Regions from separate parts of the Homo sapiens genome. Here region 2 is linked to region 1. Evidence: chromatin contacts called from ENCODE Hi-C or POLR2A ChIA-PET data. All regions are on one chromosome and are shown on one strand. The core of a region is the stretch at or near the end of the contact, and the rest is flanking DNA. Distances in the headings are between cores, read along the strand shown. Region 1 overlaps ELL (elongation factor for RNA polymerase II). Region 2 overlaps CRTC1 (CREB regulated transcription coactivator 1).

What was found. A loop is a pair of places that touch in the nucleus more often than their neighbours do. ChIA-PET counts read pairs that join two places held with the same protein, here RNA polymerase II (POLR2A). Pooled maps may share reads with other maps.
Region 2: a loop to region 1 is called in a map of left cardiac atrium, with 6 times the contacts of the local background. The contact joins two enhancer-like sites. A Hi-C loop is called at or near these places in 2 of 168 maps with a recorded cell type or tissue (left cardiac atrium and mammary epithelial cell) and 4 of 50 pooled maps. POLR2A ChIA-PET finds 5 or more read pairs at or near these places in 1 of 52 experiments (H1).

The regions. Positions count from the first base shown.
Region 1 is chr19:18,448,337-18,452,494 of GRCh38, forward strand. ELL (elongation factor for RNA polymerase II) reads right to left here. Exons shown (of 12, transcript NM_006532.4): 7 at 3,216-3,312; 8 at 2,141-2,639. Among named protein-coding and RNA genes, the nearest start is that of ISYNA1, 12 kb to the left of the region's middle. RefSeq lists enhancers at 1,860-2,666, 2,667-3,473. Within about 2 kb of position 2,760, at least 4 of the 41 ENCODE cell types and tissues checked have a DNase peak (open chromatin) inside an H3K27ac peak, as active enhancers do.
Region 2 is chr19:18,762,101-18,765,841 of GRCh38, forward strand. It overlaps CRTC1 (CREB regulated transcription coactivator 1), which reads left to right. Exons shown (of 14, transcript NM_015321.3): 9 at 3,304-3,428. Among named protein-coding and RNA genes, the nearest start is that of COMP, 27 kb to the right of the region's middle. Within about 2 kb of position 2,174, at least 11 of the 41 ENCODE cell types and tissues checked have a DNase peak (open chromatin) inside an H3K27ac peak, as active enhancers do.

The DNA of each region.
Region 1 (4,158 bases), core at 1,510-4,009:
CTGACCACAGCAGCTTCTCTGCTGCCAAATTCCCAAAAGTGGACGAAGCTCACTCCCCACAAAGTTTCTAACACTCCCCACTTTGGGCCAGACACTGTCTTCCATATCACCACCACCCCCACCTGGGTTGTCTTTAAGAGGCTGTGGCCTTCCCAGGGACGCAACTCAATGGGCATGTATTGAATGGGTCTGACCCTGGTCCGGGCCAGAAGGAAGTGAGAGGCAAGGCGCAGCTGCGAAGGCCAAGCCCATGCTCCCGCCACGCAGTGGACTCCGTGGGTATTCTACAACAGATAACTGCCATGTGTCAGGCTGGTCAACATTACCTCATTTGACATGCCCCAAGATCTTCACCAGCTAGGATGACAAACGGGGAAATCAAGGCTCAGGGTCAGCTCAACCTGGTACCAGTGGGACCTTCAAAGTCCAGCCCTTGGCAAACCTCAGCGGCCCCCGACTCCTACTCAAGCTCTGGCTGTGTGGGGCCGGCCAAGCTGGTCCCTGCTTCGGGGCCCCGGAGAACACCCCCACAGCAGCTCCTCTCCCCATCTCTCCCCTTCACAGCCCACGTCTCTCTACTTGCTTGTCCTGGGCACGGGCACAGGACAGCTAAGACATGCCCTGCACAAGTACCACCTTCAGGACTCTGGTAACATGGACCACCAGCACCAGGCTCAGCTTCTGGTGCCTCCACTGTCCTTTTCTTGGTGCTTGGGACATCTACCCCTGCTTTGCATTTTCTCACCTGTGGTAGAGATGACAGCCCCTGGGCCGGGGATGAACTGCCTAGGGGCCAACACGCACCAGGCCAGACAGGAAACCACCTTGAGTCCCCAGGCCTGTCTTGGCACCTAGGCACTGGGCATCCAAGGAAGGGACACAGCCCAGAGTGGTCTGTGGACCCTGGAGCCGGGCCAAGGGTCTCAAATGGCAGATCCTGCCATTTGATCGTGGCCCAGGTCTGGCTGTGGGGTGTGGGTGTGTCCTGGGAATCAGGAGTCCTGCCCTGAGCATGGCCCTGGTCAGAGAGGCTGCCCAGGGAGTAAGGCCACCTTCTCCCCGTCGGCCCCCACATGCAGTCCCACGGGAGGTGGGAAGCCCAGCACGAGGCAGGGCTGACCCAACCCCGAAAGTCTTCCTTCCTATCCAGTAAGACCCAGCCACAGTTGTGAGGACCTGCTCTCCAGCCACAGCAGGGGACGGGGCATGGCCCTCTGAGCAACGCAAAGCTATAATGAAAGAAGGGCTCCCACCCTCATCCCAGGAATCCCCTGACTCAGCCTCCTCCCCAGAGACACAACCCAAAAGCACAGCAGGTGACACCACCTGGGCTGCCCTGGGCCAGCTGGCGCCGAGAGCGAAGTGGCCATCTGCAACTGGCCGCCATCGCCACATGGGACCACTGCAGCCCCTGTCGCACATGGTGGTGGAACAGCCGCTGCACGCTGGCCACTGCTTCTGCTGGTTCCTATAAATGAACAGCTGCGCAGGCTCATGGCCACGGTGCTAGGCGGGTGCTACTGCTGCTCAGTTTAGGTGCCTGGGCTGTGGTCTCGGAGCCGCCCAGGTCTCCTGGCTCCCCAATCCCAGCCTGCCAGGCCCTGTCCCCACAGCAGAAACCTACAGTCCACAACAGTCGCACGGTGCCTACAGAGGTCCAGGTGCTATCCCTCTCCCACCAGGATCTGCCCATCTGCACCTGTGCTGCCTCTCCCTGAATAGGGCTGGCTTGCCTGGGCCCCCACTGTCTTCCCTGAACCCCAGCAGACCTCAGCATGGCCCTGGCTCCTGGGGCTTCCCTGCAGTCAGAGCTGGGGCCTGGGCCCCATTCCTCTCTGCATGTTAGCCCCTTCTGCGGCCTCAGTTCCCCACAAGGCTCTGGGCCTCCGGCCCCCAGTGCTGGCCTGGCACATTGACTGCAAGTGGCACCGGGCACTCCAGACAGGCAGGGAGAGGACCAGGTGCAGGAACATAGGGTGCCAGGTGCCAGGCACACAGGGCAAATCTGATGGGGCCTGGGGCAACAGGGTCCCCTCCCCTGGCTTCTACAGCTTGAGCCCCCTCGACACCCCATGAGGGTGAGGCGGGTGTGGGGCCAGTACTTAGAGCCCCGGCAACGCCCTCCTGCCTGGGCACCTACCTGGGGTGTCTGCTGGGGCTCCGGGGGTGGCATGGGTGGCAGGTGCACAGTCTGGAAGCTGGGCCCGGGGCTTGTCCTCAGCCGCCCTCTCCTTGTCTTTGTGCTTCTTGGACTTCTTCTTGGGCTTGCTGCGCGAGGGGCTGCCGTGTGGCCTGCTGGGCTGGGCACAGTCCGTCAGCAGGGGCAGGCCGAGGCGCACAGTGGGGGCTGGGGCAGCCGCCTCTCCGTGCTCACAGTCTCGGCCGCTGTGGCCCAGGTCATTGCTGACATCGGCCAGGGGGTCGTGGGCCCTCGGGGGCTCCAGCCGCGGGGGCAGGTGAGTGCTGGAGCTGAGGGTGTCCGTGCTGGCTGGTGGGCCCGGGGTGGGCAGCAAGGCCTCACGGCCATTGGGCACGCCCAGCTTCCCGTTGACGGCAGGCTGAGCTCTCTGAGTGAAGTGCGATATCCGGGGTTTCTTGTTGGCTAGGGGGTCGATGAAATCAGGAGGCTGCAGCCGCTTCTGGAGAGGAGCAGAGATCATTTTAGAGGGGAGCACAGAGTGGCTGAGCAGCAACAGGCAATCCCCTGGCCTGGCTAGAAAACCCAACGCCGCCTGCAAGGCCCACGCTGGCCACATGGGGGCGCCCGAGCACCAAGTCAGGTCCCAGGTGCCGCTCAGGGTGGCCTCAGCTGGGGCCCATCAGCCTGCTGGGATCGATGCAGGGGGAGGGCAGGGCCCAGTGTGTGAGCGGGCCACCCCTGGGGACTGGTCTAAAGCGCTGCTGTGCTCAGCATGCTTCCCCAGTGATAACTGTGACACAGGAGCAGGAAGCCCAGGGTTGAGCCCACATCAGGGAGCCGCCCCCCGTCCCAGGTTCCGCACTGTGACACTGGGGTGCTGCGGCCACACTGGCAGGAATCTGCCCCCAACCCCAACCCGACAGCTTCCCCCTTGGTCCCTGGGCGGAGGGAGGCGGCTCAACTTGGAGCAGCTCATGCTCCAAAGAGCTGGTGAGGAAGGTGACAAGGGTTACTGATGCAGCACAGAGTGCCCTGCAGGTGCTTGGGACAGTCACCCCAGGCATGCCTCACTTACCTGTGGGGGCGAGGCCGAGCGCCCACGCTCGCCTGGGGGGCTGGAGGCAGCAGGGTCTCCAAGGAGGCTGCCAGTGCTCTGTGGCTGGCACAGCTTCCTGCGAAGGAGAGGCAGGGCTAGGTCAGAAGGTGCTGAGGGGGCCTAGGGGCCCCAGGCCTGTATCCACATGGGGGCCCGGTGGAGATGCCTCAAGGAAGGGACCCCCCTCCTCCCAAATCCAGAGCAGGGCCAAGGGGTCACAGGAGCCTGGGCCTGAGGCCATCCTGCCCCCGACTTCACCCAAAGGAGGACTTCCCCACTCACTGTCCCCCTGAGCCCAGAGGAGGATCACTTTGTGTAGGTGCCTGCTACCGGAGAGACCAGGGACACACGCTAGGGTGCTGGACCCTGCTTTTAAAGACAGCTGTTCATCCTGTTCAGAACGCTCACTGCAGAAACTGTCCAAAATGCAGAAGAGAACGGAGGGCCCTGGCCTAGGATGAGACAGCCTTCCTGGAAGCCCAGGTCACAGCAGGATCTGGAGGGCGGCAGAGTGGCCACCAGCTTGACTAGGTGATGCAGCTGGGGAAGAAGGGAAGAAACACCCCAGTGCATGCCCCTTCTCCCGCTCCATGTGATCTGGGCAAGTGGAATCCCCCACCCCCGCCAGCAACCCTGCAGCTTATGGGTATCCTCTCTGACCCAACTGTTCAATTCCCGGGGGCTGTGCCATCTCAGGGCAGCCTAGCGCCCCTCCAGGCCCTGCAGAGAGACTTAAGTCCAGGGCCGTGGCCATTCTGCCAGCCAGTGACACCCAGAGCCCATCTCCCTAACAAATGGGCTAGGCTACAGACCACTGCAGGTGTCACTTCCCTGGTGGCCTGAGAGGAGAGCCATGTGGACATAAACAGAACTCCCAGTTAAAGACAGAAAACTGAGAACAGGCATTTGCATCCACTGGACA
Region 2 (3,741 bases), core at 924-3,423, 310 kb after region 1:
CCGCATAGAAGCCACCATCTCCCAGCCCCTGCTTTTCCCCTCACATCTCTTCACGGCCACCAGAGCACATGGCCCCCTTCCCGCTGGAGGGTCCTTGGCAGGTCCCCAGCGCCCGCCCGGGAGCTGCGCACCTCCAGCAGGCACCCAGTCTAAACAAGCACAAGGAAACACACAACATACGTGGAAGCTGGAGCCGGCGCTGGCCAGAGCGGCCCGGTAATGCCTGACATGTGTTGGGTTGTTTGTGAACCTGCCGCCCAAGCAGCTCGCCTGGCAGGGGCTTTGCTTTCTGGACGCCTTTTAAATCAAGCCGAGCTGCCGGCCCCTGGCACACACGAAGGTGGCCCCCTCCCTCCTCGCAAGCCCACCCGCCAGTCAGAACGTGAGCTCCCTCAGGAAGGAAGACAGAGGCCTTCGCGGCCGAGGAGACAGTACCCCGCTTGGCTCCATCTACATTTCCCATATCCCTGGCTGCTTTCCAGAGTGCAGGAGGAGGGCAGGCCCTGGCTCCTCCTTCCTGGCCCAGCTTTGAGGCCGGGCGGGCCCTGACACCTGGCCCGCCCTCCCCTGGCAGCTCTCCCTGCCCGCTCCAGACTTCCCCTCCAGCTGGCTCTGTGCCTGTTCCCAAAGGTGAGCCAGGTTGCCAAAAGGAATTCAACAGCAAGGCTCCCGTCCGCCCTCCTGGGCCAACTGGCCTCTCCAGGGGTGGCCGAGAGCTCACTTTGCAGCCAGTGGAAGATTAAAAACTCCCTTGTATTCAGGGCAGACATTAGAGACTGGCAGCCCAAGGGCCAAATCCAGCCCATGGTATGTTTCGTGTGGGCCCACAGTTGTGCATCTGTAATACAGCCACACGCCACATCTTGACGTTTCTGACAACAGCAAACCACATAATCGGCAGTGGCCCCATCAGAGTATAATGCTGTGTCTTACTGCTCCTTTTCTAGGCTTAGACACACAAGTCCTTACCATTGTGCTACAGTTGCCTACTGTTTTTAATTTTTTTTTTCTTTTTTTTGAGACAAAGTCTCACTCTGTCACCCAGGCTGGAGTGCAGTGGTGTGATCTCGGCTCACTGCAACCTTCGCCTCCCAGTCCCAAGCGATTCTCCTACGTCAACCTCCCGAGTAGCTGGGAGTACAGGCGCCCACCACCACGCCTGGCTAATTTTTGTATTTTTAGTAGATACGGGGTTTCACCACATTGGCCAGGCCAATCTCAAACTCCTGCCCTCAGGTGATCCGCCTGCCTCAGCCTCCCAAAGTGCTGGGATTACAGGCGTGAGCCACTGTGCCTGGCCGACGGTATTCAGGACGGTCACCCTGTACAGGTTTGTAGCCTGGGAACAAGGGCCCTACCGTCTGGCCGAGGTGTGCAGAGGCTCTGCCATCCAGGTTTGTGTAAGTTGCCCTGTGATCCTCATGCACAGCCATGAAATCGCCGGACAACGCGTTTTTTCAGAAGTCACCCCCATTGTTAAGTGATGCTTGACTGTACTTAGAATCAACATTGAAAAACCAGGGGAATGCCCGTAGAACACCAGATTTCTGGCTGCTCTTGAAGAATCAGACAGCCCAGTGGCCATGGCCGATGTCTTGCACCTCGAGACGGGCCACAGTGCTCTGGTTTGCCTCAGGCCCCACCCGCCCCTGTCGTCCCACATCCATACCCTCACACGCTCCTGACGTTTGCCCCTACTTTGTACCGAGCCCGACCTCTGCTTCTGACCTGGGCACTGAGCATCTCTCGGCCTGCTGGACGCACGAAGTGGCGGACACTCAGGAGAAGATGAGGGAGTGGCCCAGGGTCGTGACTCTGAGTGTGCTCTGAGCAGGCTTCCCCCACATCCTCCCGTCCAGGCCTCTGTTGATGCCTCCCTGGACGCCAGGGCCTGCAAAGGGCGCTTGCTGCCTGGGGAGCAGTCAACAGCACCAGGCTTCCTCCCACAGTGCGCAGCCAAGCAGAGCTGCCAGGGCATCCGAGGGGAAGTGCAGGCGTGACCGAGCTCGCCCCGGTGAGCAGCTGCCCTGGGCACGGACAAGGCTGTCATCTCCCCTCGGCGCTTGTCGGGTGTGTTCCCATGGGCCCACGCACCCGCCGTCTCATCTGCCGGAACAAGGTTAATCTGGTGCCCAGATCTCCTGGGGTGAGTCAGGCGGCTTCACCCCCGCCTTGACTGCAGGCCAGATGCTCTTCAGAGACTGCTCCTGACCTCACCAGGGCCTCACTTTGAACCGGAGAGGGCGGCTGTTATCGTCGCCATCTCACCAACCAGGGAACCAAGTCTCCAGAGTGGATGGGGGTCAGGCCAGGCTCGCAGGGGTCCTCCTGCCATCGAGGGGCCTGTTGCCTGCCTGGCATGGTGCCCACAATAACCCAGCCAGCCCCAGCTACTGCCATGTTGAACTTGACCTCACCCAGCTTCATCACTGCAGCAGAATCCAAGGATTGGGTTGCTCAGTGCAAGGGCCTTCGGGGCCGGGGTGAGGGAAGGGGTGATGAGGCGGCTCCTGGCAGGACCTCCAGCAGGAATGATGTGTCAGACCCCAGGGCAGAGAGGGGGAAGGATGTTAAGGAGTGACATTCTTTAGTTCAGACAGCCTGATGGGTGGCACTGCAGCTTGGGGAATGCACCAGGTCTGGGGAGGAGGAAGTGGCTGTGGGACATAGGGGATAGCAGGTGCTCAGGTCTGGGGGCCAAGAGAAGCAGCTGCAGGAATGGGCACATTCACTGAAGGAGGGCAAGATCCACGAGGTGGTGGGCAAAACCACAGCATTGGGCAGGGCCTGCTGGCTTGAAGCTAACCACAACCCAAGCCATTTTCAGCCAAAAAAAACCATTTATTGTCTCCTGAAAGTGGGAAGCAGGCTCAGATGCTGCCTCTCCCCTGCAGCCCTTCAGCTGGCTCCTCACCTCGCCACAGGATGCCCCACACACGGCTTCAGACAGCCCTTCCTGGAATTCCATCCAAAGCCCCTGGGAAGGCTCTCATTGGGCCAGCCTGGTTACATGCCCATCTGGGGGCCAATCTTATGCTCCAGAGATGGGGATGTGCTGGTTGGCTGGCTGTGAGACACCCCCTTCCTGGAAGGAAGGAGAACAGACTCTGCAGGACTGTGGGACCCTCGGGTCAGGAATCAGGGCCTTCGGGGGGTGCCCAGGTTTGGCAGTTGGGACATGTCCATGGGCTTCTGTCTGAGCAGTTGAGCTATTCCCATGCAGTGTGACTGTGGGTGTGTAAGCAGCCCTTTCTCAGTGATCAGTCTCACACCTGCTCTCCCTCCCTCCTACTTCCTCTCTAGGAATGAGCACACCTGGCTCCTCTCCACAGCACCGCCCAGCTGGCGTCAGCCCCCTGTCCCTGAGCACAGAGGCAAGGCGTCAGCAGGCATCGCCCACCCTGTCCCCGCTGTCACCCATCACTCAGGTGCGAGGGCAAGGTGGGGGGCAGGTGGGAGGGGGAAAGGGAAAGGTGGAGGCCTGGCTCTACCTCTTAGAAGGCCTCCTGTTCCTTCCAGGAGGCCACAAAACCTTGAGAATGCTCCCAACACTTTTAGTTTTTATTATCAAATTTTCAAGCCGGGTGCCGTAGCTCATGCCTGTAATCCCAGCACTTTGGGAGGCTGAGGCGGGTGGATCAGTTGAGGTCAGGAGTTCGAGACCAGCCTGGCCAACATGGTGAAACCTCGTCTCTACAAAAAATACAAAAATTAGCTGGGCATGGTGGTGTGCGCCTGTGG